7 separate regions of the Homo sapiens genome follow, and all the other regions are linked to region 6. The links are chromatin loops, found by intact Hi-C in ENCODE. Cell type or tissue: PC-3. All regions are shown on one strand. Region 1 has its middle 98 kb from the start of RUNX1. Region 2 overlaps LOC124905015 (a long non-coding RNA gene). Region 3 holds the start of RUNX1 (RUNX family transcription factor 1). Region 4 overlaps RUNX1 (RUNX family transcription factor 1). Region 5 has its middle 210 kb from the start of RUNX1. Region 6 overlaps LOC100506403 (a long non-coding RNA gene). Region 7 overlaps CLIC6 (chloride intracellular channel 6).

Evidence for each region. Hi-C counts contacts between places; a loop is a spot of excess contacts. Peaks named below come from ENCODE experiments on the same cell type or tissue, not always from the same donor. Only the 100,000 strongest peaks of a DNase experiment are listed, where the experiment ranks them.
Region 1: it touches region 6 in a loop (4-fold over the local background); 4 of 110 quality-filtered maps call a loop at or near these places.
Region 2: it touches region 6 in a loop (4-fold over the local background); 10 of 110 quality-filtered maps call a loop at or near these places.
Region 3: a loop joins it to region 6, with 13 times the contacts of the local background. A loop is called at or near these places in 58 of 110 quality-filtered maps.
Region 4: a loop joins it to region 6, with 23 times the contacts of the local background. A loop is called at or near these places in 70 of 110 quality-filtered maps.
Region 5: a loop joins it to region 6, with 6 times the contacts of the local background. A loop is called at or near these places in 11 of 110 quality-filtered maps.
Region 7: a loop joins it to region 6, with 6 times the contacts of the local background. A loop is called at or near these places in 15 of 110 quality-filtered maps.

What each region holds. Positions count from the first base shown.
Region 1 is chr21:35,145,693-35,149,692 of GRCh38, forward strand. No RefSeq gene overlaps it. Among named protein-coding and RNA genes, the nearest start is that of RUNX1, 98 kb to the left of the region's middle. In PC-3, no CTCF peak of the experiment used is centred here; a DNase peak (open chromatin) is centred at 1,869; H3K4me3 peaks cover 488 bases; H3K27ac peaks cover 3,334 bases.
Region 2 is chr21:35,215,268-35,219,267 of GRCh38, forward strand. All of the region lies in intron 1 of LOC124905015 (a long non-coding RNA gene), which reads right to left. Among named protein-coding and RNA genes, the nearest start is that of RUNX1, 170 kb to the left of the region's middle. RefSeq lists an enhancer at 1,835-3,034. In PC-3, no CTCF peak of the experiment used is centred here; a DNase peak (open chromatin) is centred at 2,474; H3K27ac peaks cover 3,268 bases.
Region 3 is chr21:35,049,133-35,053,132 of GRCh38, forward strand. It overlaps RUNX1 (RUNX family transcription factor 1), which reads right to left and starts at 170. Exons shown (of 9, transcript NM_001754.5): 1 at 36-170. RefSeq lists an enhancer at 1-12. In PC-3, CTCF peaks have their summits at 2,255 (motif pointing right) and 2,454; DNase peaks (open chromatin) are centred at 359 and 2,469; H3K4me3 peaks cover 1,587 bases; H3K27ac peaks cover 3,402 bases.
Region 4 is chr21:34,888,359-34,892,358 of GRCh38, forward strand. The region is part of intron 3 of RUNX1 (RUNX family transcription factor 1); the gene reads right to left. Among named protein-coding and RNA genes, the nearest start is that of RUNX1-AS1, 54 kb to the left of the region's middle. RefSeq lists an enhancer at 1-29 and silencers at 190-869, 1,170-1,969. In PC-3, CTCF peaks have their summits at 1,834 (motif pointing right) and 2,052; DNase peaks (open chromatin) are centred at 383, 1,473 and 1,813; H3K4me3 peaks cover 2,297 bases; H3K27ac peaks cover 2,280 bases.
Region 5 is chr21:35,254,265-35,258,264 of GRCh38, forward strand. No RefSeq gene overlaps it. Among named protein-coding and RNA genes, the nearest start is that of RUNX1, 210 kb to the left of the region's middle. In PC-3, no CTCF peak of the experiment used is centred here; DNase peaks (open chromatin) are centred at 27, 277, 2,427 and 3,367; H3K4me3 peaks cover 2,048 bases; H3K27ac peaks cover 4,000 bases.
Region 6 is chr21:35,398,187-35,402,186 of GRCh38, forward strand. The region is part of intron 2 of LOC100506403 (a long non-coding RNA gene); the gene reads right to left. Among named protein-coding and RNA genes, the nearest start is that of MIR802, 320 kb to the right of the region's middle. RefSeq lists a silencer at 2,305-2,599. In PC-3, CTCF peaks have their summits at 2,441 (motif pointing left) and 2,451 (motif pointing left); a DNase peak (open chromatin) is centred at 2,435; H3K4me3 peaks cover 270 bases; H3K27ac peaks cover 607 bases.
Region 7 is chr21:34,691,194-34,695,193 of GRCh38, forward strand. The region is part of intron 1 of CLIC6 (chloride intracellular channel 6); the gene reads left to right. Among named protein-coding and RNA genes, the nearest start is that of CLIC6, 24 kb to the left of the region's middle. In PC-3, a CTCF peak has its summit at 2,228 (motif pointing right); a DNase peak (open chromatin) is centred at 2,238; H3K27ac peaks cover 318 bases.

The DNA.
Region 1 (4,000 bases), 250 kb before region 6:
AAGTCAGGAAAAGGCAGACAGTGCTGAAATGGTCAACAGTTCTGCCTTTGAAAGGCACTTTGCTTCCTTCTGTGTCTGGAAATTACACCTGGATCTCAAAGCATCATGTGTTGTTTTTGATAAGAAAGTCTGATGAGAGTGAGTCCATGGTTTGATTCACATGCTACAATTGCTGACAAGTTTCCACATGAATATTTCAATTTAGTGATACTACTAAGCAGTATATTTTTCTTATTTAATTTCATGTCCCCAAATAAATCTTAGGAAAGTAGAAAATGTTTGCAAAATTTTCCTCCACACATTTAGAGTCCCTCCATGCTGGCAGGGTGCCCAGACTGCTGCAGAGTTAGAGCCCAGGCTGGGCTGCTGGAAACGCAACTATGGGACGGCTAAGGTGCAAGTCTAGACCTTTCCTGTCTAAAAGGCACTTTCCGCCCAGAAAGATGAAAATACAAATTGCAATTCCAGATACAGACAATTAAAAGCACTGTGTGTAGTTTCTCTGGATGCTCTAAAAAATTATGTGTGAATGCAAATGTCTCTCCCTTAAACATTGCTATACAATGATAATGGTTTGGGAATAGAGTGCCTATGTATATATTGAAAGCTTTGAACTTACTTTACTATACCAAACTAGTTTGTCAAAATATAACTGTGTCAAAAAGTTATAAAGATGAACCAACCTTTCACTCCCCTTCAAACTAAAATATTAAAATTGATCAAACCCTGACCTCAGTTAAGGGCTTGGTTCTGCCACTAGCTGGATAACAGGAGACAAAGGATGTCAGGGTCACTCTTCTAACAGTTTGTGTGTTTATGTGCATTTTAAAAAATTATGTTCTTGTTTTTCTTTCTCGCCAGCACCCCCCTTTTTTTTTGTAAAGCAACTGATTAAGTAAAGAAAAATCATCTATCTGGTTAGGGAAAACTGGTAGAATCTGAATGTCACTCACTTCTCAGATGGCAAGGATTTGTACAAAACCTTCATATAACAATTGTAAATTGTCACTGCTGTGTAAGACCGTCAAAAAGTGAGTGAGGGCTCAGAGACACAGAGGGACTTCTAGCTCGGCTGTATCGCTTTCTTGTTCTGGGACCATGGGCATTATAAGATTTTGAAAACGGTTTCTTCATGGGAATAATACTTGTATTTATCTGAGATAATTGTTGACAAATATAAACTAGTAAAGTCACAAAAAATGCTTATGAAGGAATCCGGAATATACTAACTTCCCACTTTTATTCATGGTCAGTGTCATCGTCATCATTCTCTTCCTCCCAGGCTAGTTAACAGAAGGGTAAAAACATTTTGACCTACAAACATAAAATAGTCATATCATCCTCCAAAGTAACACAGTTAATACACTATTTCAGAAGCACCATTTTAGACACTTTTTGCCCAGAGAAAATCTTAAAGAACCCTATTGATTTGTTGTTTCACATTTTCCAGTATTCAGAGAAAATCTGTTTAGACTCCCTTGAGGACTACTGTCCACTCAGTAGAACCCATCCTTAATATCTTTCTCCCTTTCCCATCATAATGGTGACTATGGAGTGATCTTCAGAAACCTTAGCACAAATGCAACCCCAGAGATGTCTTCAGAACAAACTAAAACCCACTGTAACATACCTGGAGGAAAAAATGCCACTGGAATCAACTTTCTGTTAATAAAGTAAGTTTTTCCCCAAATATTCAAAGTGTGTAATACCTGTAAACACTTTCTCCAAAGCCACTTTCAACCCACAAATAATATTTTTATGATTAATCATAGAGAGAGAGGGCAAATATATGCAGAACTATGTCACACTCCCTCAACCGAACTTTCTGGTCATTTCCCCCGTTAGGGTTGGGAGAGGAGGGGTGGTGCAGGGGATGGAGAGAGAAGGTCCTTTGTCTGGAACTTTTCATTACTGAGGGGTTTTACCAAAGAAGCAATTCTTTTCACACGCTATGTCTCACCTTGAGTTCTTATCCGCTGGGGACATAGTTGATCAATGATGTAATTCTACAATTATTTAAGGATAGTGATTCTTTTATTCTCACAAAGGGTTTGCTGAAAATTAAAAGAAGCCTGCAGTCATTTATTTTAATCTCCCAAGATTGTTTATTGTTCCTACAAGTCAGGACAGCCTCATCTTTGGAAAACACATTCCAGGAGAAAAGCTGATAAAATGATCGCATTGTTAGATGGGTGGGGTTTTGCAAGGTAGAATCCGTTGATGGTCTTTTAAAGCAGCACTTTATATTTTATCTTATGGTATTTCTGAAGTGCATGGATGGTCATTTGGTGCAAATGATAACTGTTCATTTACCTTTAGAGACTTTGTAATCATTGAGAAGACAATAAATGTATATAAATTATAAACTTCAATAATAAGTTCTTGAAAATGTTCATTTCCTGTGCCATTTCCTTCCTATGCATTGCCATACAGCTCTTTGTATGTATAAATGAGGAAGAAGATATGCACTTAAGATGATTTCTTTGAATATTATAAGCCTCCCCGCTTCCAATACAATTAATCACCTTCCCATGTGTGATGGAAACTGCAAAATACTTTTTTTCCTTGTGTTATAAAAATATCCCTTGATTGTCAACTTTTAGTTTTTAAGTGCTTTGATCTACTTTGAATGTGAAGAGTGCAGGGTCCCCAAACTAAGTGGGTGGCCTCCACCCTATGGTGTGAGAAAAAGCTGTGAATTTTCCCCCTTATTTTTTATGTCCATGGGTTTCTTATTTAGAGGAAAATTTAATACACAATTGGTACCTTTGCAGTTAGCTCACCCAAATGTTATTTGTTTAAGAGGTATTTGATGTCCAACATACCGAGTGATTTTTTTTTTTTACAAGACTTATTTAAGCTCTTTTCCTAGGAAAAAGATGTTGCCTTTCTGCCAAGGGCATATTATCTTCAAAAACTGGCATTTTTAGCCTTTTTTCCGCAACTTGAATTTTCCACATCTTAAATTGTCTCAGGTCTGTGAACTGTAGATTGGGAGAATTAGAAAAGATCTTCCTTCCTAGTAGCTGACATTCCTTGCTTAGGAAACTTTACACAGTCTCCCTCATTTGATGGAAAAAGCAATCATTAAGCATTAATGGGAGAACAGCAAAATCTTCAAAATCTGACTCATTTTAGATAAACACTTTCTAGCTTTCAAATCTATTCTAAGCCACTATAATGCTCACCATGTTTAAAATGGAAAGAAATACTTTCCGAGGTAAATACCCAATGAACCGAAATAAATAGAAATCCAGTTATGATGAAAAATATTAAAGGAAAAAGACTAAATGAACTTTCAAACCCTCTAAAGAGAGAGTAGTTCACCTGTTATAACACGTGTAAGGAGGTGAATAAATTGTGTCAACTAATTTCCCAAATACAAGATCAACTCTCATATCTATAGGGGAGATAACTAATTGAACCATGACCCCAGCAATAAAATTCAGCACATCTCTGAAGATGAATATTAACGTGGTTTGGGAGAGAATGTGCTTGAGATATTAATGTTTTTAAGAACCAAGTTGTGGTTTCTTAGGCTAAAATTGCATGGCTACATTTGCTGTGCCAAGAATAGAGTTTCATACTCTCCGAAAACAGCATGACTCCAGTGAGATGTTTGGTCGGGGATCCCAATCGTGTAAGATACTGTGCAATTATGTCTACTTCCTTCCTGTCCCTAAATTCTACCAATTCCAAGTGCCTTTGGAACAGTGTGATCAGCACTTAGATAAAGGTAGTAAGGGCCCACCAGTCCTTGGATGTTCTCCTGGGCTTCATGAAAGAAAAGTCTGCAGCAGGTAAAGACTGGGGTCAATGGCTCCCTCAGTCCAAACTGGACAGCCTTGGGAGGAGGCCACTCATGAAAATTTGGCTACAGAGATATGTTAGCCGTCTTTGTAACCAGTACTTTAAAAATAAAATACAATAAAATAAAAAGATTCTTCAAGAGTACTCATGCAGGCCTCAGTGTTAATGTCTGCTCTTGGACTTGAAAACA
Region 2 (4,000 bases), 180 kb before region 6:
GAGCAAATAAATGTCCTAAAGTGATCACTATTTTTAATACCCAGCTTGACAGAAATGTCTGTTGAGCTTACTGCCAGGTGCCACATTATCACTTAACCAAAAATGTCTATATAAAAATAACTTCCCCCCATTGGAATGGTGGCCTGTATACAGAGAAATCTATTTATGTTTCAGTTCAGTTTCAAACATCTTTGAAAAACAAGCTGAATGGATAGAACTGAAGCAATGTGCGCACCTCTGGAAAGATGCGGCAGATGTTACCTCTTGAATTGGTGGAAATAAAAATGACATTCCTCTCATTTAGGTTGTTTGGTGTTATGCTGACTTTTTAATATAATCTGAAGCAGAAGTGACTTAATGTCAACGACACTATTTCATGGTTATAAAACTTTTGGTTTGAGAAGTTGTTAGCCTATTTTTCTGCTTTCTGGATGTGGATGGCCCTTAGAACAATCTCCCCTTAGAAGGGATGCATTGAGTGTGGAGAAGTGCCAGCCACTGGAACGGGCACGATGCATAGGTTGATTCCTTTAAGTTCCAAGGCAGCTTGAGGCAACTACCCAGAGCAGCTGAATTACAGGGTCCTGCAGGTCCATGTCTCTCTTCTAGGTGTTTACTTCCTCAGCCTTGGTAATGCTCAGTCCCTGGTTCCCAGTGTCCTCTAAACTTGCCCTACAGTGGCACTCATCCTGTATTTCGATTACACCTTTCTCTTGGGGGGCCAGGACTGGGTCATGGCCTTAGGCAGCCACAGAGAGGTCAGCCTGGACTAGGGTGAAAGCAAAAGGATTCTCAGAAATGGGACTTGAGCTCACCAGCAAGAATGTATAGAATTTCAAGCCAGGACAATAGTGTGAAAAGGCTAGGATTAAGGGGTGGGGGACAAATGATGGTGCCTTTTCCTCAAGAAAAAAGGCATAGAATTGAAGGAGGTAATTATTTCCTCCTAATGTGTCTCATTTTTCTGCTAGGCTTCTAATATCACACACAGAAAGTTGGAACATTTGAAGTTTCCTTTCTCCCAAAATAAAAAGCTGATTTTATTCATCGTAATAAATCTATTTACAGCTCATTCATAGGTATTGGTCACTTAATTGAAAACACTAGTATGCATTAAATATTGTTATATAGCCAAATAATTTTTAATTGTCTCAGCTACCAACTTGAAAAATATTTCATTTTCTATAATCTGAGTTAATTTAAATTGCTTTTGTGCTTCGATTGATACAAGTTTAACTTTTTTTCTCATTAAGAAACATTTTACTGAAGTCACCTTTTGAAGAATGTTTCCTTTTCTGAGGTACTAAATCTGTTGGCACTTGACACTACAGTTAGTAGCAAACTTTTTTTTTTTTAGATGGATTTTTGCTCTTGTCACCCAGGCTGGAGTGCAATGGTGAAATCTCGGCTCACTGCAACCTCCGCCTCCCAGGTTCAAGCCATTTACCTGCCTCAGCGTCCCGAGTAGCTAGGATTACAGGCGTGCACCACCACGCCCTGCTAATTTTTATATTTTTTAGTAGAGATGGAGTTCCGCCATCTTTCCCAGGCTAGTCTTGAACTCCTGACCTCAGGTGATCCACTTGCCTTGGCGTCCCAAAGCGCTGGAATTACAGGGGTGAGCCACCATGCCTGGCCAGTAGCAAATTTTGAGAGAAGGAAATTAAATAAAAGTGCATTCATTTTCTTTTAAGCAAAATCTCTAATGAGCTAGTGTAGGCTACATGAAAAGCTGCTTCTTGGCATTCAAAATGTTTAGAGACCAATGTCCTTACACCATGGATGTGCAGTCAAATGAAAGCTTCCTAGTATTCAAGTAAGTGCCTGCAGTTCTAAGCCAAGCTCTTGCACTTACTGCTGGAAGAAAGGCGGATAGAAGAGGCTAATGTTACAAGCTGTTCTTCTCAAGGCTATTAACCTGTCTCCACCTTCTTCCTTGGACACAGAGCCTTTTGATGCAAAGCTGCAAGGAGCTGTGCATTCTTAAATAAACATTTTCCAGTTCAAAGAGCCAGTCCTATGCTTCAATTTAAAGTGAGATTGAAAGAGTTATTTGCTTTCTTGTCCCTTTAGCATAGACAAGCACAGCAAGAGCCCTCATGGGTTCCCTTGTTCAACAGTAACTTCTTTCCAAAGATGAATTAGCCAGGCATAGAGTTTGACTTTCTCAAAGCCACTAATGTAAGGTAATCCTTGGAATGAGACAGGATGACTCCACCGACTCAGGAGGAGTAAAATATTGTCCTTCTTAAGTGAGCACATTGAAATGGCCTACCTATGAACACAGAGCCCTCTAATAGCAAATACAGTAATGCATCAGTAAGCATTATGGGTCTGCAAGATAGCAGTGACTTACACAATAATAGCCCTGCACACTAGAGTGTCCAGAGCAAACAATGCCCTGAGGCACAAGTGCAGGTGGGATGAGGTATGCCAGGGCAGTAACCTACTTACCTGGGCCAATGATGGCAACTGAGAGAAAGAATGTGAGGTCTTCTTTCAGAGTCACTGAAACCTGTGACTCAAACTCTCTGACATACCAGAGGAGGGTGCGAGGTGCTAAAACAGGTCACAAGGCTTGAAGTAGCTGATGCAAACTGACTCAGGGAAGAGAAATGTGTTCAAAAACAGCATGGGGTAGATTGGAATGTCCCAGCCCTAATCTAAGAGACATGTGTCTTTGTAGGGATGACAGACTCTGCCTCAACACATTTTGAATTATCCAGAGCACTGATATTTGCAGACACACTTTGGTTCTGTAATAATGAATAAAGGCAAATTGGTCATTCAAGAGGTATTTGTTGAATATCTTTCATTTTATAGCATTGTTCAGGGACTTGTGAACGCCACAAACATGTGCAAGGACATAGTCTCTTCTCTCATGTTACTTAAAAGGTCTACTCTCTATTTTCAAAGATAATCAGTGGATAGATACATAGATAGATATTGGTAAGAATATTTTCAAAAAATTGCCTAGAATTCTAGAACTTGCCTAAGGTCTCTTGGCATCAATTGTCATAGTCCTCTGCTTTTCAAGGAGACGCTAGACAAATTTCTATGTACCATAGAAAAACTTTTCTGTGGGTAGGGAAGAGCCATCAATCAAGAACTAAATGTATAAAATAGCAAAATAGGGTTTTGAATGCTAGCTTCACCCCTGTGTTATTGTGGGCAGGTTTCTTAACCACTAGAGGCTCAGGTTGTGAGGTTTTTATCCTCAGAATAATATTTTTATAATTTCCTTCTAAGGGTTGGGTGAGGGTTCCATTTACGAATGACTGACCCATTGTAGACACTCTGTCAATGCTAGTTCTTTTCTTTATTCTTACATTTTAACCCACTGGATTCACATACAATGAGTTTACTTAAATCGGAGATCTGACAGTGCCAACTGTGAAATTCTGTGCAAGATGGTTAGACTTCTCTGGCAATATGGTACCAAAGGAATCCTAAAGCCATCCCCCTTCAAAGTATACAAAAATACTGGATAAAATGTTGAATGCTTTCTAAGAGCACGGCTTAAGGAAATGGTCAGAAACAAAGAAGCTGAGCAGGAGCACAAATCCAGATAGGTGACTGGTAAATCTGGCAGCAGCCTAAAGCTGTCTGGCTACTGTTGTAAACTAGAGCTTTGGATTTATTTTATTGGTGAACCGACAGGTTAGGTGACTTCACATAAAACTAGGGTCTTCGAAGATCAGCACCCTTAGGGAAAGGATGAACCAAAATATATTTTCCCACAAATACAAATGTCCAGAAAGTGTATCCAGTACAGGTATCAGTTTTGATTCTGGGAAAAGGGGAAAGAAGTATTCTTTGAGAATTTGTTACCCTCCTTCACACAGGTTTGTAGTCCAATTCACAGTATGCATTGTGGTCTGAAAAACATCAAGCCAAGATTTCACATTCTGGTGCCAGATTGGTGGTGGTTCCTGGTAACTGGCAGAAGTAAATGCAAATCTTCTCAAGAGTAAGGCTCCTTCAATTCAGGTTTCAAAGA
Region 3 (4,000 bases), 350 kb before region 6:
CAGCGCCGCCTTGGCTGTGGGTTGGTGATGCTCACCACGCTGCGAAACCCTGTGGTTTGCATTCAGTGTGATTCGTCCTGCCTGCTGACCACTATGCTGGGTTCAGACTTCTGACACTGCCAGGCTACCCAACTTGTGGTTCTGTGGTTGTTTATGAGGCCCAAAGAAGTTTTCACACAACCCAAATTACAAATTTAACTGTTCCCCTTTCCACAGCCCATCTCAATTGGTTCTTGCCAATCATGTGACTTAAGTGATGTCAATTTTTTTTTTTCTTTTCTGAGCAATGCCCTTCCTTCCCTCCACCTGCCCTCCCCCAGGCTGTGCAAGAAAATAGCCGAGTAGACTTTGCAAGAGGGGGGGATGTAGAAAAAAGTGACTCAGTCACTTATTATATCTCAATGGTCTTTGCTGATTTAGTACAACTCGGCTCCTGTTGTTATTTGTGGTTTTTGGAACTACTGATTATTTTGATAAAGATTTCATTGCTGCTTATTCAATAGTAATTCAACGCTGGCATCAAGCCGCTGCTCCGACAGGATGTGGATCCCATCATTTAAAATGCTAGGCATCAGCTCCGGGAGAGTTAAGTCCTTGGTAACGTCTATCATGGCATAAGTGAAACTATAAAAGGGAAAAATAAATAAAAAGAAATGTTTTGGTGAGAGTCTGACCCCTACAACGGGCTGGCAACTCACAGGTATTTTAAAGCCTGGGAAAGGGAAAGAATTTTACTTTTGAAATAAAAGGACTGTTTTAATGAAACCAAAATTATGTGGTTTTATTCCCCCTAAATGGACAACTTTAGTATGTATCTCTTTCAGTAAAGAGATAAAATCATAGTACAGTCTTAACACACACACACACACACACACACACACACACACACACACAAATTAGGAAGCTAAAGGAAAACAAAGCAGAGAGAATTTCTGTATTTGGGACAAAGCAGTGGTTACTCTGCAGATGTTTATTTGTATTGTCACTTGGGAAAGCTCCCTGTATTGCCTTTCTCTAGTTCAATTCAAATCAATAGGCTAATTTACACCTGTAGGTAAAACTACACTTTGAGCACATGAGGATGCCACAATAGAAGGGGAACCAGGAGGAGACACTTCTCCTGGGGCTGACTAATGAATATTATATAGCGCGTCCTCTACCTTAGAAAGACATGCCTGTTTGAAGATGCTAAAAACAGGATAATTTTGTAAGTGGGCAAACCACTGTGGTCACACGTATTTCATTTTCCGGCCCCACTGGCTTTACCTGCTGACAACTAAAACGTCATTTTGTTTTGTAGTTCCAAGATGAAGAAAGGCTTATTTTCCTGATTTACTACCTTATTCATTTGGCTCTGCTCTGCCTACATCCGCCATAGCACTCTGCGCACGTGAAATTTCGACACATAGGGTCAAGAGAACCTGTGTGATGATGGGTTGTAAATGCCAGTCCTGGATTCTAAGCTGCAGTAGCCAGCACAGGCACTTCAGAAAGGCTGAACTCCCACAACACTCCCTCGGTTTTCCCTCATCCACTTAATTTCACACACACAAAGACCCACAACGATAGTAGCTTCCATGGCACAAGTCTTTCAAAAGGAACAGACACAATTTTTACTTACTCCTGTTTTGACTAAAGCAGGAATTGAAACTCAACAGACCGCTTTCTCTTACACTTGTGAGAAGTTAGCTGGCCACATGTTGACACTGCTAACATCTAAAAAAGAATAATAGTGCTACATCTCTTTTATGAGGCTCGTGAATCTTTAAATGTGATGCGTGTTTCATATTGCTTCTCAGTGCAAATCCCCTGTGAACATAATGAACATAATGGGCCTGTGTTGTTACCCTCCCTAATAAAGTCAAGCCTGAGTTGAACCCCAAACCAGGTTCATTTTTCTCTCCCACACTTAATATTCCCTGGAAGGGCCCTAAGAGCCGAGGGCTGTAATGTGCAGCTGCCACTGCAGAGTCGACTCACACTTAATAATGACTTAGCAATTCAAGGGGCCATACAGAATATCCTTGGGAGATTTAATTTTAGAAACTCCCCAGATGCTTTTAGCCTTAGGTGTCCAGATGCTTAGGAGAAGGGTTTGGATGAGGCAGTGAACGGCCTGAATTCTCAACTTTTCTCTTTGGGCCTAGCTCTAGCCAGATATCTATTTCTTCCAGTGGGGTCTTTGTAGGACAGGTTAGAGTGTAAAGACACTCTAAGGCTGGGGCTCGTTGAAGCCTCACTATACGCTGTCATCTTCGGGACTGAGGTTTCAACAGGGCACCAGGGGGCAGAATACAAAGGCCTGCACGCTGGCCCTGCACGGCCTTCCTGGGCGGGGTTAACAGCCACGGCAGCCGCAGCATAACTTCGCAGCTTGGTGAGGCAACAGTTGGAGCTTTTCTGGGCACCCTCCAGGTCATGACAATAAGTAAAGCCTCAGCCAGCTGCTGGTGAACTTGGCCTTACCACTTCCCTAGGAGCCCAAGACAAAAGGGCACGTCTGTCATCAATGAACCGCCTGGAGAAATACTTAATCCTAACTTAACTAGAACGGTTTAGGACTCTTTAAGTTTGTGTATTGACCCACACCCTCTGTCCTAGTTCCTGCAAGTGACTCAGACCCTGGGTTTCTGGCTTGGGGATTGTACCCAAGAGTCTGCAGTGGACTGTGGCTTTGCCAAGGAATTGGATGACAGTTTTCATTCTCGCTCATATTGGCTGCAGCTTCTAAATGCCACCATGGGTGGGGGGGCGGGGTGGGGAGAAAATGCTCAGGTGTCTTTTTTAATGGCCCTATGAAAATACTAGAAAGGGTTGACAGATGTTTACCTGCATAACCCTGTAATTAATGTATAGACTTCTGTGTGCAGTCCAATCCAATCAAAGCACCCTCTGTTAGGGATATTCATTACATGATTGCCGCATGCTATCTCTGAACTCCACATGTCTATTATAAAGTAGATTCTCTGGCCAGAAAATGGAGGCAGAGATGGACCACCCAAATTGGATGGAGTCTAAAATCCCAGGAGGACAATGCTACTGAATTTTCTCTATGTAGCGTGGATTTTCCTTATTTTCTAAATCTGTTTTCTAACAGATGTCCTATCCAGAAACTTCCATGCTATGCTGACAGTGAGGTCAGGGATGATTTTTAAATTGGGACGTAGACATCAAAGCTTCATGGGATGACTATAACCTGCTTTTGGCAAATCCAATGGTTTGAGACAGCTAGGGAGCCCTAGAAGCCCAGCTATTAAAGATGTTCTTTCCTGGACACTCATGATGGTGCCCACACAGGACACATCTCTCTTCCGCACAGGCCTCTCACTTCTTTAGATAAAGGTGCAATTCAAATTTAAGCTACCCAAGACTTTATTTTTTTTGAGACACAGTCTTGCTCTGTCGCCCAGGCTGGAGTGCAGTGGTGCGATCTCAGCTCACTGCAAGCTCCGCCTCCCAGGTTCACGCCATTCTCCTGCCTCAGCCTCCCGAGTAGCTGGGACTACAGGTGCTCGTCACCACGCCCGGCTAATTTTTTGTATCTTTAGTAGAGACGGGGTTTCACCGTGTTAGCCAGGATGGTCTTGATCTTCTGACCTCGTGATCCACCCACCTCGGCCTCCCAAAGTGCTGGGATTACAGGCGGGAGCCACCGCGCCTGGCCTCAGTATTTACTTCTTAACCTTTCCTAGATGAAGAGGTATTGTTGGGGAAATATGATTTCAAAAGGAAAAAAGAAAGAAAAAAGGCAGACATTGAAACCAACCTGCCACTTGAATGTTATGTAATGATATGAAGAGCAGCTAGGGAGAATTATTTCAAATGAAAGAGTTTCAACTGCTTCCTCCTCTGCTTGCAGACTGCAGGTGAGCAGTGTCGATGGCACCCAGGAACTTGTTGAGACTCTGCATTGCGGGCTGTATCCCAGGCCTACTGAATGAGAATCTGTATTTTTACAGTTCCTCGGGTGATTCTATACACATTAAAGTTTGAGAAACAT
Region 4 (4,000 bases), 510 kb before region 6:
CAACTTCACGGCTCGCCTCGGACCACAGAGCACTTTCTCCCCCTGTTGTAAAAGGAAAACAATTGGGGAAAAGTTCGCAGCCAGGAAAGAAGTTGAAAACATCCAGCCAAGAAGCCAGTTAATTCAAAAGGAAGAAAGGGGAAAAACAAAAAAAAACAACAAAAAAAGGAAGGTCCAACGCAGGCCAAGGAGAAGCAGCAGAGGTTGACTTCCTTCTGGCGTCCCTAGGAGCCCCGGAAAGAAGTGCCTGGCGGCGCAGGGCCGGGCAGCGTGGTGCCCTGGCTGGGTCCGGCCGCGGGGCGCCCGTCCCGCCCGCGCCCGCTGGCTCTATGAATGAGAGTGCCTGGAAATGAACGTGCTTTTACTGTAAGCCCGGCCGGAGGAATTCCATTCCCTCAGCTCGTTTGCATAGGGGCGGCCGGCGGCCAATCACAGGCCTTTCCGGTATCAGCCAGGGCGCGGCTCGCCGCCGCCGGCTCCTGGAATTGGCCCGCGCGCCCCCGCCGCCGCGCCGCGCGCTACTGTACGCAGCCCGGGCGGGGAGTCGGAGGCCACCCCCGCGCCCCGCATCCAAGCCTGCATGCTGGCCCGGGGCCCCGCCCGCGTGCGGACCCCTTTCCGCAGCCACACGCAGGCTTGTGCGGCTCCGCGAGTGGCCACGGTCCGGAGACCTGGAAAAAGAAAGCAGGCCCCGCCGGCCCGAGGAGGACCCGGCCGGCGCGCCGCACCCGGAGAGGCCCGGCCCCGCGAGCCGCTGCAGGCAGGCGCAGTGGCCGCCACGAGGCTCCCGAACCGGGCTGCAGCCCGCGGACGGCCCCAGATCCTGCGCGGCCGCCCAGGGCCAGGCCTCCGCTTCCAGGGCGGGGGTGCGATTTGGCCGCGGGGCCCGGGGGAGCCACTCCGCGCTCCTGCACCGTCCGGCTGGCAGCTGCGGCGAAGCGGCGCTGATTCCTTGCATGAGGCCGGACGGCGTCCGCGCGTGCCGTTTGCTCTCAGCGTCTTCCCTTGGGTCGGTTTCTGTAATGGGTGTTTTTTACCGCTGCGCCCGGGCCGCGGCTCGATCCCTCCGCGCGTCTCACTTGCTGCGTGCGTCAGCGGCCAGCGAAGAGTTTCCTAGTCAGGAAAGACCCCAAGAACGCGCGGCTGGAAGGAAAGTTGAAAGCAGCCACGCGGCTTGCTCCCGGGCCTTGTAGCGCCGGCACCCGCAGCAGCCGGACAGCCTGCCCGGGCCCCGCGTCTCCCCTCCGGCTCCCCGGAAGCGGCCCCCGCTCCTCTCCCCGCCCCCGTGCGCTCGAGCGGCCCCAGGTGCGGAACCCACCCCGGCTTCGCGTGCGGGCGGCCGCTTCCCCCTGCGCCGGTCCCCGCGGTGCTGCGGGCATTTTCGCGGAGCTCGGAGGGCCCCGCCCCCGGTCCGGCGTGCGCTGCCAACTCCGACCCCGCCCGGCGGGGCTCCCTCCCAGCGGAGGCTGCTCCCGTCACCATGAGTCCCTCCACGCCCTCCCTGCCGGGCCCTGCACCTCCCGGGGCCTCTCATCCACCCCGGGGCTGCAACCCAGTCCCCGGATCCCGGCCCCGTTCCACCGCGGGCTGCTTTGTGGTCCCCGCGGAGCCCCTCAATTAAGCTCCCCGGCGCGGGGGTCCCTCGCCGACCTCACGGGGCCCCTGACGCCCGCTCCTCCCTCCCCCAGGGCTAGGGTGCTGTGGCCGCTGCCGCGCAGGGACTGTCCCCGGGCGTTGCCGCGGGCCCGGACGCAGGAGGGGGCCGGGGTTGACTGGCGTGGAGGCCTTTCCCGGGCGGGCCCGGACTGCGCGGAGCTGTCGGGACGCGCCGCGGGCTCTGGCGGACGCCAGGGGGCAGCAGCCGCCCTCCCTGGACGCCGCGCGCAGTCCCCGGAGCTCCCGGAACGCCCCCGACGGCGCGGGGCTGTGCGGCCCGCCTCGTGGCCTTCGGGTCGCCCGGGAAGAACTAGCGTTCGAGGATAAAAGACAGGAAGCCGCCCCAGAGCCCACTTGAGCTGGAACGGCCAAGGCGCGTTTCCGAGGTTCCAATATAGAGTCGCAGCCGGCCAGGTGGGGACTCTCGGACCAGGCCTCCCCGCTGTGCGGCCCGGTCGGGGTCTCTTCCCGAAGCCCCTGTTCCTGGGGCTTGACTCGGGCCGCTCTTGGCTATCTGTGCTTCAGGAGCCCGGGCTTCCGGGGGGCTAAGGCGGGCGGCCCGCGGCCTCAACCCTCTCCGCCTCCGCTCCCCCTGGGCACTGCCAGCACCCGAGTTCAGTTTTGTTTTAATGGACCTGGGGTCTCGGAAAGAAAACTTACTACATTTTTCTTTTAAAATGATTTTTTTAAGCCTAATTCCAGTTGTAAATCCCCCCCTCCCCCCGCCCAAACGTCCACTTTCTAACTCTGTCCCTGAGAAGAGTGCATCGCGCGCGCCCGCCCGCCCGCAGGGGCCGCAGCGCCTTTGCCTGCGGGTTCGGACGCGGCCCGCTCTAGAGGCAAGTTCTGGGCAAGGGAAACCTTTTCGCCTGGTCTCCAATGCATTTCCCCGAGATCCCACCCAGGGCTCCTGGGGCCACCCCCACGTGCATCCCCCGGAACCCCCGAGATGCGGGAGGGAGCACGAGGGTGTGGCGGCTCCAAAAGTAGGCTTTTGACTCCAGGGGAAATAGCAGACTCGGGTGATTTGCCCCTCGGAAAGGTCCAGGGAGGCTCCTCTGGGTCTCGGGCCGCTTGCCTAAAACCCTAAACCCCGCGACGGGGGCTGCGAGTCGGACTCGGGCTGCGGTCTCCCAGGAGGGAGTCAAGTTCCTTTATCGAGTAAGGAAAGTTGGTCCCAGCCTTGCATGCACCGAGTTTAGCCGTCAGAGGCAGCGTCGTGGGAGCTGCTCAGCTAGGAGTTTCAACCGATAAACCCCGAGTTTGAAGCCCGACAAAAAGCTGATAGCAATCACAGCTTTTGCTCCTTGACTCGATGGGATCGCGGGACATTTGGGTTTCCCCGGAGCGGCGCAGGCTGTTAACTGCGCAGCGCGGTGCCCTCTTGAAAAGAAGAAACAGACCAACCTCTGCCCTTCCTTACTGAGGATCTAAAATGAATGGAAAGAGGCAGGGGCTCCGGGGAAAGGGAACCCCTTAGTCGGCCGGGCATTTTACGGAGCCTGCACTTTCAAGGACAGCCACAGCGTGTACGAAGTGAGGAATTCCTTTCCACCAAGAGCGCTCATTTTAGCGACAATACAGAATTCCCCTTCCTTTGCCTAAGGGAGAAAGGAAAGGAAACATTACCAGGTTCATTCCCAGTGTTTCCCTGGAGTAATGCTAGAATTTACTTTTGTCATAATGCAAAATTAAAAAAAAAAAAAATACAACGAAGCGATACGTTGGGCGGATGCTACGTGACAGATTTTTCCAAATTTTGTTGCGGGGAGAGGGAGGGAGGAGAATTGAAAACGGCTCACAACAGGAATGAAATGTACATTTCTGCAGTGGATTTAAAAAGTACTGCTTGGTTAGTTGGAAGAAAAATAATTTCATTGGAAAACAGTAACAGTGCATTGACGTTTTTCTTCTACAACTTTAGGTAAAGAACTATAGGTGGTCTCAGAAGATAACTAAATCTTTTACCTTTTTGCTCTTTCAAAAGCCTCCCCAAAATATGCATAAAGATGGGATTAGAATCTCAACAATTCTCTTAAAATTACCCTTTGCGAGCAATATATTTCCAAAATCACATTTGTAAAAATGCAGTACGTCTAAAAGAATTATTTCTATTTTAAATGACCATTTACATTTTAAAAAATAGAATGTATCTTGCTATGGTTTGGAACCAAATAGCTGCAGTTTGTATTGATGTCACAGGGATGGAAAACAATTTTGATGAAGAGTAACATGTATGTACAAATCACCTGCCATACACACTATCCAGTTTTGAACATTGGAATTTAATTAAACATTTTTTTCTTCTGAAGTGGCTTTGAGATTACTTCACTTTTCAAATCTA
Region 5 (4,000 bases), 140 kb before region 6:
ACACAATGTTCTGCCTGTTTGCATTACTAAACACAGGAGGTGCAATGGGGAAGCAGGCTGCTCATAAAAATGAGTTCAGACGCTTGCTACAGACGTGACAAATACCAAGCTGATTTTTATGCAGGGAATCCTGTCTCATTTTATGTGAAAATAAGGTAATAAGACAAAAGGAGCTATAGGACTCCAATTTTAGCTTTTTTAAAAAAAACAACATAGCCATACTGATATCCTATGAATCACTACCCCTGCAGTGGAGTCATTTTTTACGGGGTGTGTGTGTGTGTGTGCGTGTGTGTGCTTGTGTGTGTGTAGGGAGAGAGAGATCCCTCTCTACCCATTAGTATAAAAGTTGGATTTCTCAACAGCTTGACAATACTGGAAACGTCTCGTCAGTGGTTACTCCATCATGATAAGTATTATTGTGTGATATTTTTTTTCTTAACAGAATGAAAACAGATGTCATTTGATATTAATGCCTAACCCCAAGTCAATGGTAACAATTTAAGAAGATACTTGAAGAAAAGAAATGAAACTGTAAATAGAATTGTTATAAAGTAAAAACTTCAGGAGTTTATTTCATCTTTTAAGAAAAATCAGTTCCATTTCTTTCTCTCTCTAGAGAGGTAGACAAACACACACAGAAATTCTTTCTCACTTGGAAAGGGTAGCGCCATTTAACTACTGTAGTCATGAGATGGTGAGGGTGGTAGCCAGGAATGGCCCTAAGTGATCAGCAGGATCAGGGAGAGAAAAAAAGCACCCTGTGAGAATGCTGAAGGGTTTGGGAAGTGTTTCTAACATTTCACCAGTCGTTTTTACTTAGCAGCTTTAGATTTTAGATTAAAACAGAGGAGAGATGAGGAAGGCAGACACCAAGATGGGGAATAACAGGGCAGGAGCAACAGAAACAAACAGACACATTCTCAAAACCCATTTGTTTCTGTTACTGGGGCTATTCTCATTCCTTTCTCTTTATACCCCATTGATACCCCGATGTCCTCTTCATTTTCCCCAGTTGTAGAATTTCAGTTGGCCTCTGACGCCATGAGAAGAAACGAACTCAGTCCAGGCCAATGCAAACGTTTTCCTACAACTCTCTCCCACTTTCCCAAACCCTCCTCCCCCAGCAGTGTCTTCTAATGGCTTCTGTACTCTTGATTTAAATCGCCCTAAATCCCATCCTCTCTTCTACTTGATCCTAATGACTAATCTGTTCTGCCAAGAAGAGATGACACTTCTTGTCAGCCCTTGCCTTCCTGTGGTCAAAATTAATTCGTTCACCCAACATTCATTAAGCACCTACCATGAGGTAGACAGTGGCAGGCAACGCCATCACAATCTCTGCCCTTGAGAAACCGCCACAACTACAGTGCTCTATCATTCTATACGAATGCAGACGGCACAATCATTCTCTTTTGAACCTAGAATATATATTTTCAAAGGTTCAGATCTAAAAAATTGTTTAATGAATTAAAGTACCTAGCAAACTCTCCTGGTCAAAAATAGCCATTTAATTTACCAAACTCTATTTAATGCAAGGATTTTATTCTTGGGAAAGGAAACTAATTCCTTTTCTATTGTGGCTTTCAGCCTGGTCTGACTATCAGAATTAGGTTTTGGATCTAATCACAAAATTAACTTGATGATAGCAAACACAAATCGTCAAATCAGATTTTTCTACCAAATAAATGCAATGGAAACAAGATCTCTCCTATCTACGGAAACCATGATCTCATGCTAGAATTTTAGGGAAATAAAGCTTGAACCCTAATGACTATTCATATCAGGAAATATTATTTCTTGTTTGTTGAAATGTCTACCTGTAAGGAACAAATCTAAGATACTTGCCTTTAAAAAGTTTAAAAAATAATTTGAAGAAAAAAAAAGGAAAATAGGTCTTGTGTCAGTGTTGAGTTAGTTCAGGTAATTATGTTTCTTTCTCCTAAAATAATCATATTTTGTAATTAAAAAACTCACAACAGCCTTTCATCGTATTTTTATACATTCCCTTCTGTGTTATTGAGAAACTTGTATAAGCTCACAAAATATAAGTATGCTCTGCTTCTCATGTATTTTTTCCTTTGGATGGTTTTGATTTGTTTTTATTGTTGCTCCATTGAGTAACTTTATAACACCATAACATTTTGTAGAAAAGGATTCCTAGATGAATGAAACCTTTCTGAAATCCTAAAAATCTTACCTTTGCCAAGCTAGCCTTACTGGCATGAAGCCTGCTCCACTTCCTGGTTCTGACCAATAATTTTCTATGCGAACGTCATCATCAAAGCTTGCAGGACAACTTGTGTGGAGCATTTCCAGATACCCGTCCTCCCCTCTGTTATTTCAGTCAACAGCTGCTCAGCCTGTTCTTCCCATCACCGTTCATGATTGCGTTAGACAAAAATCCACCTTTAAATAAACTGTGAAAACTGAGAACGGCAAAGCAACCAGTGGCAACTAAGAGGCACTCTGCTGTTATCAACCTCAGCTCACAGTCTTGGGCGCATGCCCAGCAGGACTAAATTCTCTATACAGCAAGGGAGAGTTTCAGCTGACCTGCTGTGAATGCCCCAAGTGAGTCACTGCCGTTAACTCCATCAGTGCCACTTGCTGTCTACTTGGACATTTCTGAACAGCTGCTTGGCTCTAATGTCGACCTCTAACTGGAAATATGGCCTCGTCTGACTCAGTTTCAGAAGAGAAAAAGGGGGAGGCAGAAGGGAGGAGAGAAAACACACATGCCCACTCTCAATCCAGATTGACAACTTTGTTTTTTTCTCATTGATTGTGGTAGAAATAATTGTTGATGAGGTGGAAATACTAAACCCAGTTTGTCATAGTTTCTCTATTTTGTCTCTTAATATATTCCTCATGAAGTTGGATTGGGATCTTCTACTGAAATTATACGCTGCTGTGGAAATTCACAGTCCTTAAGAGCTCACCCCATTTCCATATTTTGTTTTTAACATATCCACTGAATTTTCCAAACACAAAAGTGAATATTTCTTTTATTCTAAAAATGTTGTTCATAATATTGAGAATCCATTTAGAATCAATCAACATTTTTGGAGTACTTGTTAGAACAGACTTCTGGGGTAGACATTAAAAAGGATTCTGAGAAATATCAGACATGCTTCCTGGATTCAAGAATTTATAATAAAATGAAGAGAAAAGGCCTTGTTCAAACAGATGGCCCAGGAACAAGATGAGACAGTGTGCACAGAAGTGTCACATGCCTGCTACAGCTACTAGAATCTGTGAGAGCTCAGAGAAAGGCTCTGGGCTGGTGGCTTTAAATCCAGAATGATGGTAACTGATACTAACAACTGAAGTGAAATTGACTTCATAAACATGGACGATGTGTCATAGCTGGGCATGCAGCCCAAGTGTCTAAGTTGAAGACTGAAAAATGCTCACATGGCCTCAGTATTTCATTTCAGCAAAAATCCGTGATTTATATGTGTATTGTTGTATGCACAGGCACATGTACACATGTTTTTAAACTCTTATATTGCCAGAGACACTGAGGAATTGATCATGTACTTATTCTCCTGGGATCATTTACTATTGTGTGGACAGTGAACAAGCACCAAGCCGGGTTTCTGGAGTTTAACCCAAAGAAAGACAAATAGATGAAATAGCATAAGGCTTCTTCCATTTTGAAGGTATCTTCTACCTGCTGTTTTTATTTCTTGAAAGGAGATTTCAGAGGAGAATAAAGATAGGTTAATTCTTAGTTTTATGATGATAATAATATAACTATAGATTTTCTAACAGCATTTCAGCATTTGTAAAGATTTTTCTTGAACAGTAAACAGAGGAATGTTATTCCATGATCATTGGTGCTTTGAGTTAATTTAGCTCTCTGCATTATTTACTCCACTTGACTGCAGTTTGAAGTTGAAGAGAGCATGGTCTCCGGTGCTTGGATAATGCTTCCTATGGAATATGTGAGTAGACTTAGTTACTCTTAAAGTCATCAAATGAGATTGGACCACAA
Region 6 (4,000 bases):
GCCCCCAAAATGTAAATTATCAAATAATCATAAAAGTAAAAATATTGTGCTAATTATTTCAAAAATGACAAATCAAACTGGGAATTGACATATTAAGAACGACATTTTCTATGTCTGGAATTTTTGGAGAAAAAGTTACTATAGATTAGATAATGTTTGAATAACTAAAGCCTGATTCTTAGCAGAAAAATCTCTTTTGCTTTGAAGTATTTTAACTTAAATGTTTCTAAAATCTGCCTTACAAAAAGTATGTCCTATATATCAATTATTGTTCTGAGGTCCAATGAACAAACAAACCCAAGAATGCTGGAGTTTTCACTTAGGTTGGGCCCACCTCCAAGTCTCAAGTCTCAGCTCCTCTGAGGTGGAGACTGCCAGGCATTTGATGGCTGGCTAGAGAGGAAGAAGGAATAGGGCAGAATGAACACTTTCACTTTGGTCTTTAACAGAGGTTTATCTCCATTCATAGAAAAATGCTGCCTGTGACAAGCAGTCCCAAGAAAATTCCATCAAAAAGTGGAATTACACTTTTTGTGTAAAGTGGATGGCACACAGTCATGGTAGAATAAACTTCATAGCTGTGTGGAAAGGTGCTGTAGACAGAGGGGAATCCAATCAATTAACTTTCTGTGGAATGGAACCACTTTCTACAGGGATCAGGAGTAGAAAACAGGGAGGGAGAATGAAAGCCCAAGAAGAAAGGCTGTTTCCCTGTAGCCAAAGGTGGGAAAGAAACCAGATTGTCCCCTACAACATTAGGCAGTGACTCAGTGCAAATCCTCTGAAGGCTTGAATTCATTTTGACTATTATGTGGATACTCAAATGGCTAAAATGAAAACGTCTCCGTCCTTAGCAATATTTTCAATTCAAGATCTGATTAAAAAGCAATGATACAGTCAGCAAGGGCTGTGAAGACCTCTGAACAAGGTAATGCCATCAGAAATAATCGGCTTTTTACAGAAATGGAGCGAGGTTCCCCTACACACAGACTAAGTGTGTGTATGAGTCACAAGCCAATCAGAAAGAAAAAGAGCAGAAACAGAAGAAGTTGTTTAAGAACATAATACATACTTTCAAAAAATTAAAGTTGGCATGGAAAACAGTAGCAATTTGCTGGACATCCTTACACTTAGTTTGCAGGTCACTGGTGTTTTACTTTTGGATTACAAACAGGCATTACAGGGGCCACGATCATTTTTGTGTGAATGGCCTCTAGACATTTAAAGAAGAACTTGTTCAGAAAGCAGGGAGATAAAACTACAGGAGTGAGTAGACCACAACCAGCAGCAGAATTAGGGTGAAGAGAGCCAGGCACTCTCCTCGGACGCAAAATTTAAAGAGGCAACAAAACAATGCAGGAATCAAAATCAATCATGTTTTAATGTACTATTTTTTAAAAACCAAGATCAATGCTAAAAGTCATGATGAACAAAATATCAAAATTTTAAATAAAGATGGAATCAGCGTTCCTGAGCCTTAGGCATGAACAAGCTCAGCTCAGCACTGTTATAAATCCTGTCATTATTTAGACTTTGACAGTTTGTTCATCATAGATTTTTATGCATTAATTTTGATTTTAAAAATATATAGCATTAAAATATTATTTATCCTGATTACAGGCGTTTTTGTGTGTGTGTCCCCTTAAATGATATGCCTGACCTCACCCCAGAGAGATTTAGAGAAAGCTCCATGGATAACTGCTCAGGGCAGACAGAATGCCCGAGACACGGTAATTCACCGTCTGTAAAAGCCACCAAGACACCTGCGATGGTTTCTAAAGTCTTCCCACTTCAGTGTTCCTAAATTAGCTCTAAATACTTACTTTTTAATTCAGGAAAGAAAAACAAAAATCACTGGCAAAAGTCATAGAGTTAAAATAATATTGAGAAGGATTTCTAGGTTAATACCCTGACTTCCATTTCAGAGCAAAATTTTAAGTTTTCAAACAGATCTTTTCCATCTCTGAGATTCCTAAACTCTAGCATGTCTGTGAACTCCTTATTAGATATTCAACTTTCTAAATTCACAGAGACTAAGTTTCTCTATATATTCGGCTTGTAAATCAATGAAGAGTGATTATTTTAAAACAGCATAAACTAGCATTGTTTTTACTTTTGTTTCTACGCGCCAAAAAAGAGGAAATATCCCTTAAAATGAAAACAAGTTTTCTAGCCACAGGAAGAAGACAAAATTCAAGTAACTAAATTATACCTATAAATATTTTGGCTGATCGTTCTAGGGCTTGAAGTTTTAATTAATTGGAAATATTTTACACAACGTTCAGCAATAACATCTATAAACATATAAAATGTGCAAAACTTCTAAAATGGCCTGGTCGTTAAAGTGTTAAAGTATGTGCTAATGGAAGCATAGCGAGGGAGCTCTGCTGAAGATTTCTCTATATGTCCTCACTTTGCAGCATAGGAAAGATTGCTCTGCCACCTATTGGCCTTCCTTATGAAATAGATTTAATCTTACCTGGTAGCAAGCATTTACCTGTTCCTGGACTTGGAGAAAGCCTCAACTTAGCAAACTGCAAGCAACTCCATCTGGTCCTCTCTCAGGCTTTTGGTCAAGACTGGGTCCACCAAGGAAAATAGCAGGACTCCCACTGTCACCTCTGTGGACCCACTCTGAGAGGCAGCGGATTACTCCCCTCAACTGCACTTAAGAAGGCCACATATTCACAGCACAGTGGGCCAGAGGCTGTTCAACAAATGCTTGCTGGCCCCACCTGGACACAACCAGGAATTTAGGCTGAATTAACCTCTCATTCTCCGTACATGGCCTGAACACATTAAAAAAGGATGTCCTCCCCCGAGGTGTTTGGTGGACCAGGATGGCAAAGAAATATACTAATTTAGCTCATCACTGGGTCCCACCCAGGAAATTCTACGAATGTGCGTGAGTTTACTTTGACCAGGTATCTTGACCTGGAATTTCTTGAATTAACTAGAATGAGATGAACCTAGTTGGGATGGGAACATCTAGGACAAAATGATAATTCTTTTTCATTTTCTTTTTTTTTTTTTTGAGACAGGATCTTGCTCTGTCACACAGTCTGGAGTATAGTGGTGCAATCACAGCTCACTGCAGCCCCAAACTACTGGGCTCAAGAGATCCTCTTGCCTTGGCCTCTCAAAATGCTGGGATTACAGGCATGAGCCACTGTGCCCAGCCAATGATAACTCTTGATTTTCTTTTCTTGTTGATTAAATAGCACCAACCACTAAACTTTAACCAGCTGGGTCAAGTAATCAATAATATTTGTGTTTTTAGCAGGGAAATGACTAACATGTAGCTCTAGGCAGTTGACACAGTCTTCTTGGGTATCTCTACCTCCTGCCTACCCTCCCTATCCACAATGCCACCATATTTGACAGCTTCAATGACTTCTCCATCGAGCCTCTCTGGTTCTAGTCTCATTCCCCCACCCCAACATCACCGACTCCTCCTCTAAGCTGCTTCCAGAGCGGTTTTCCAAGATGCAAATCTGGTGACATCATTCCTTCGTTTGAAATTCTTCAGCAGCTCCTCATCCCCCATCAAAGGAACCTCAGATCTTTATCATGGAATATGTGACCTTCTGAGATTTTACCTTCCTTTCCAGAGTCCTTTCCCACCAATCCTTCATCAGCCTAATCAATACTAGCAGTGGGGTGGAAGGAAGATGAGAACTGGTATAGCAGGAATGCTAAGAGAAAGCATCTTTCACTTGAATATTAAAATATTCAAGGGAGAATGAAGTTTTAAAGAGTCTTTTTGAGTCCATTAACAAAGTTAATAGAACAGAAGAACATTAGATATATGAAAAGTCCATCCATGGTGTTGTGAATCCATCCTATGTACTAGAACCACAGGAGGCAGCTGCCTGGCACGTCTTTCAGAATTTTTCAGGACATAGTAAAATTATCTTCATCCTTTTGGTAGCTTCTATTTAAAACACAACTTCAAAGGTCTAATATGACTAACTTCATTTAACAAATCTCTAAACAAGGA
Region 7 (4,000 bases), 710 kb before region 6:
ATGAACTAGGAACCCTTTAACTTGTAAAGATTCAGAGACTACAAGGAAATGCAAAACTGGAATCTAACAGTTAAAACTGGAGAAGTCACTCCTCTGAACATATTGATAGTTCTAATAAAATGTTGTGATTTCCCTAAATGCCACACTTTTTTTTTGATTCTGACCCTGATTTCCCTTCTCTTGAAGCTTAAAGCCAAGTTTTCTGATTTAATACATAATATGATTTTTATGCACTCCTGGTTGATTCTTTTGTCTGCTTTCACCAATGCAAAATGTCAGGCTGGCTTAAGTGTAAAGCTTGTGAAACCCGAAGTTTTGGTTTAGTAATACAGGCTTTCCTTTCAATCTCTGTGGCCAGGAAAAAAAAAAAGGGAGTGTCGGGGAAAACTAGCAGGTTGATACAGATGAGGTTTCTTAAACATGAGGATATAGGGCAAGGTTTACCAAATTTGCATTTAAATGAAAAATACCATCCCACTCTACCATTGATCTGGTGTTTGGTCCTACAGCACATTGTGCAATTGCCTTGCTCCTTTACAAGCAATTTTGTTTGTGCTGAGAGCCGTTCATTTGCGTGCTTTTTTTGTTGAAATTGTTCCATTAAGGAAGGCAACTGCAGGAGAAACTGATGATGTAATTGACTACAGGTGGCTCTTGTTCTTTTTGCCCTTTAAAATGAAGCAAAACTTTTCAATGAACGTGTCATCCATGAGATCTATTGAGAACTTTAATTTAGCAATCCAAATCTTCTTAGTATTTTAGGTTGCTATTTTTTTCAGTATTCCAGGTGACTTAATTTTAACATTTGAATACTAGGATACTTTATGGTAACAATGACCAGCTGTAGTCACTAAGACAGTTTCTCAAAACTGCCTCAAACTTTTTAGAAAGAGATCTGACAAGCATGTCTTTACAAAATGTAATTTATTAAGACAAGAGTGCTCATTTAGCTTTGCCACTTCTTCAGCCACCTCTGAGAAGGTGTCACCGTTGAGAAGGTATAGAAAAGTTATGAAAACGAACACCTTCACTTTGTGTATAAGGAAATGGACAGATAGTGTCAACTCATGGGGAGGTTAGAGGTCACTGGAGCTGGTGCCCCCTTTTAGTTTGGCCTGAGGGAAGATGACCACATATGTAGCTTGACGGACTGTGGCTTTTTTCTAGACAATCCTCTGTGATTCAGACTTTCATGAAAGGCTGGTGGGGGCATTTGTAGATAGGTGGATTCTCCCAGATCTCGCAAATCATACCACATAGATGATCACCTGCTTTCTACCTGACTGCAAAGCCTCTGATTTCTGGAGTCTTTTAAAAGGAAGTGTTCTAAAATCTATATTGGCTCTAAACCTGATCTCATAATAATTCCCTTAAGAACCCTTAAGATATTTCTGTTTACTCACTAGTTTCAGTGTAAACAAAAAGTACTATACAATTCCCAGCTCCCAGCTGCAGAGAAGTTTCATATATTGGTCATTGAAACTGACCTGAGTATGTTTGAAGGACTGGACTTTTTTCATTGTTAATAGATTGCTCTAGGCCTTTGGCCTCTTTAAAACTTAAAAACATTATAAGGAAAGAGGAAGAGAAGGCAGGTGCCTCCCCGGACCCCCACCTCCAGGGAGCTGTGCATTTCTAAAGAACTTTGCAGAAGAGCTGGGGAATTCTGAACCAGTTGAGAAAGCTGAGTCTGAACACTTTTAGAGATAATTAGAATTTCTTTTTCTTGGTCTGCTCTGCCAGCATATGGGGTGACCCTACTCTCCCACCACTGGACTTCCTCCCCAGCCCCACCCCTTGTTCTTTAATGAGAGTCGAGAAATAATTTACCAATCGTAAATTGCTGTTTTCCTAACATAAGGCAAAGTATGCACCATCTAGCTGCTGACCTCAAATCAAGATGCATTTTTAAAAGCACACTGTTCAGGTCCTAATTCTGTTTGAGGTGCCTAGACAAAAAGACATTGCCTTCTTCCGGTGATTCTTTTGTGAAGTCTAGGAGGTCTGTCAGGGGTTAGAAAGACCAGCTTGTCCTAGTTTTTCCAGGACTTTCCTGGTTTTAAAACTGAAAATCCTGTGTAGCAGGGAATCACTGAGTCCCAGGGAAATCTAGATGGTTTAGTCCCCCACTAGGGGCTAAAAACTAACTTGTAGCATTTTCCCACAAAACCTAATTAGGAATGGAGACCGTAAAAGGGAAAGTGATAAATGAGTGCATCTCTTGACCACTAGGGGGCACCAATGGCCTCCAGAAGTTGTTTCCCTACCTTGACGTTTGAGGGTAGGTTCTAAAAACCATAGTAAGGAACCAAGATTTAAAAAGGCAAAATGTCATGGGTAGTCCCTTCATCCTCTTGTGGTGATGATCCAGGTCTGTGCCCTGTTAGATTTTTGGCTAGAGGGACCTCAAATCACTCTTGCCAAGTTGAAAAATTGGCGAAAAATAACCATGTGAAGCCAAATAGAAAGTTCCATTTGGAGCTTGTCCATTAGAAGCTGTGGCCCCAAAGGTGATGTGAAGGAACAAGCAGGCCTGCCCACAGTTCAGGTCGAAACAGTTACTATAGTTCACAAGTCGACGTAGAGGAGTTGTGGTCTTGCCTTGTGACAGGGTTTGGATCTGTGTCCCTGCCCAAATCTGACAGCGAATTGTGATCCCCAGTGCTGGAGGAGGGGCCTGATGGCGGGTGATTGGATCATGGAGAGAACTCCCCCCTTGCTGTTCTCTTCATAATGAGTTCTTATGAGATCTGTTGTTGTTGTTGTTGTTGTTGTTGTTTTCTTTTTTTTTTTTTTTTTGACGGAGTCTTGCTCTGTCGCCCAGGCTGGAGTGCAGTGGCACGATCTCGGCTCACTGCAAGCTCCGCCTCCTGGGTTCACGTCATTCTCCTGCCTCAGCCTCCCAAGTAGCTGGGGACTACAGCACCACCACGCCTGGTTAATTTTTTTTTTTTTTTTTGTATTTTTAGTAGAGGCGGGGTTTCACTGTGTTAGCCAGGATGGTCTTCATCTCATTACCTCATGATCCTCCTGCCTCAGCCTCCGAAAGTGTTGGGATTATAGGCGTGAGCCATCGCGCCCGGCCAAGATCTGGTTATTTTTTTGTTTCTCTTTTTTATTTTTGAGACAGGGTCTCGCTCTGTTGCCCAGGCTGAAGTGCGGTAGTAGAGCAGTGTGATCTCAGCTCACTGCCGCCTTGACCTCCTGGGCTCAAGCAATCCTCCAGTCTCAGCTTCCCAAGTAGCTGAGACCACAAGTGCATGCCACCATGCCCAGCTATTTTTTGTTTGTATTTTTTTGTAGTGACAAGTTTTCACCATGTTGCCCAGGCTGAAATCTGGTTGTTTAAAACTGTGTGGCACCTCCTCCTTTGCTCTCTTCCTCCTTCTCCAGCCATGTAGGATGTGCCTGCTTCCCCTTCACCTTCTGCCATGATTGTAAGTTTCCTGAGGCCTCCCCAGCCATGCTTCCTGTACAGCCTGCAGAGCCATGAGCCAATTAAACATCTTTTCTTTATAAATTACCCCATCTCAGGTAGTTCTGTGTAGCAATGTGAGAATGGACTAATACACCTTGGTTGTTAGAGGTTTGGTGCAGGGATTCTCACTTTTTCTCCATGGCATCCATGGCCATCATGCAAGTCTTTGGAAAATGAGCAGAGTGGCTCTATGCAGGAAGTTTCTGAAATAGGCTAAGTACTACCTGCTTCAGGGTTTCCTCCCTCTGCAAGTTGATGAGTAGTTGACCTGCTGAACTGTGCTGGGGAAAAGTTGAGGATTCCCATGTGGAAATTCAGCTGTATTCATTTTCTATCATTGCCATAACAAATTACACCACAAGCTTGGTGGCTTTGAATAACTCCAATTTATTAACTCACAGTTCTGTTGATCAGAAACTTGACATGGGTCTCACTGAACTAAAATCAAGGCACTAGCAGGGCTGCATTTCTTTCTGGAGGCTCTAGGAGATAATCCAGGTCCTCACCTCCCCAGCTTCTAGA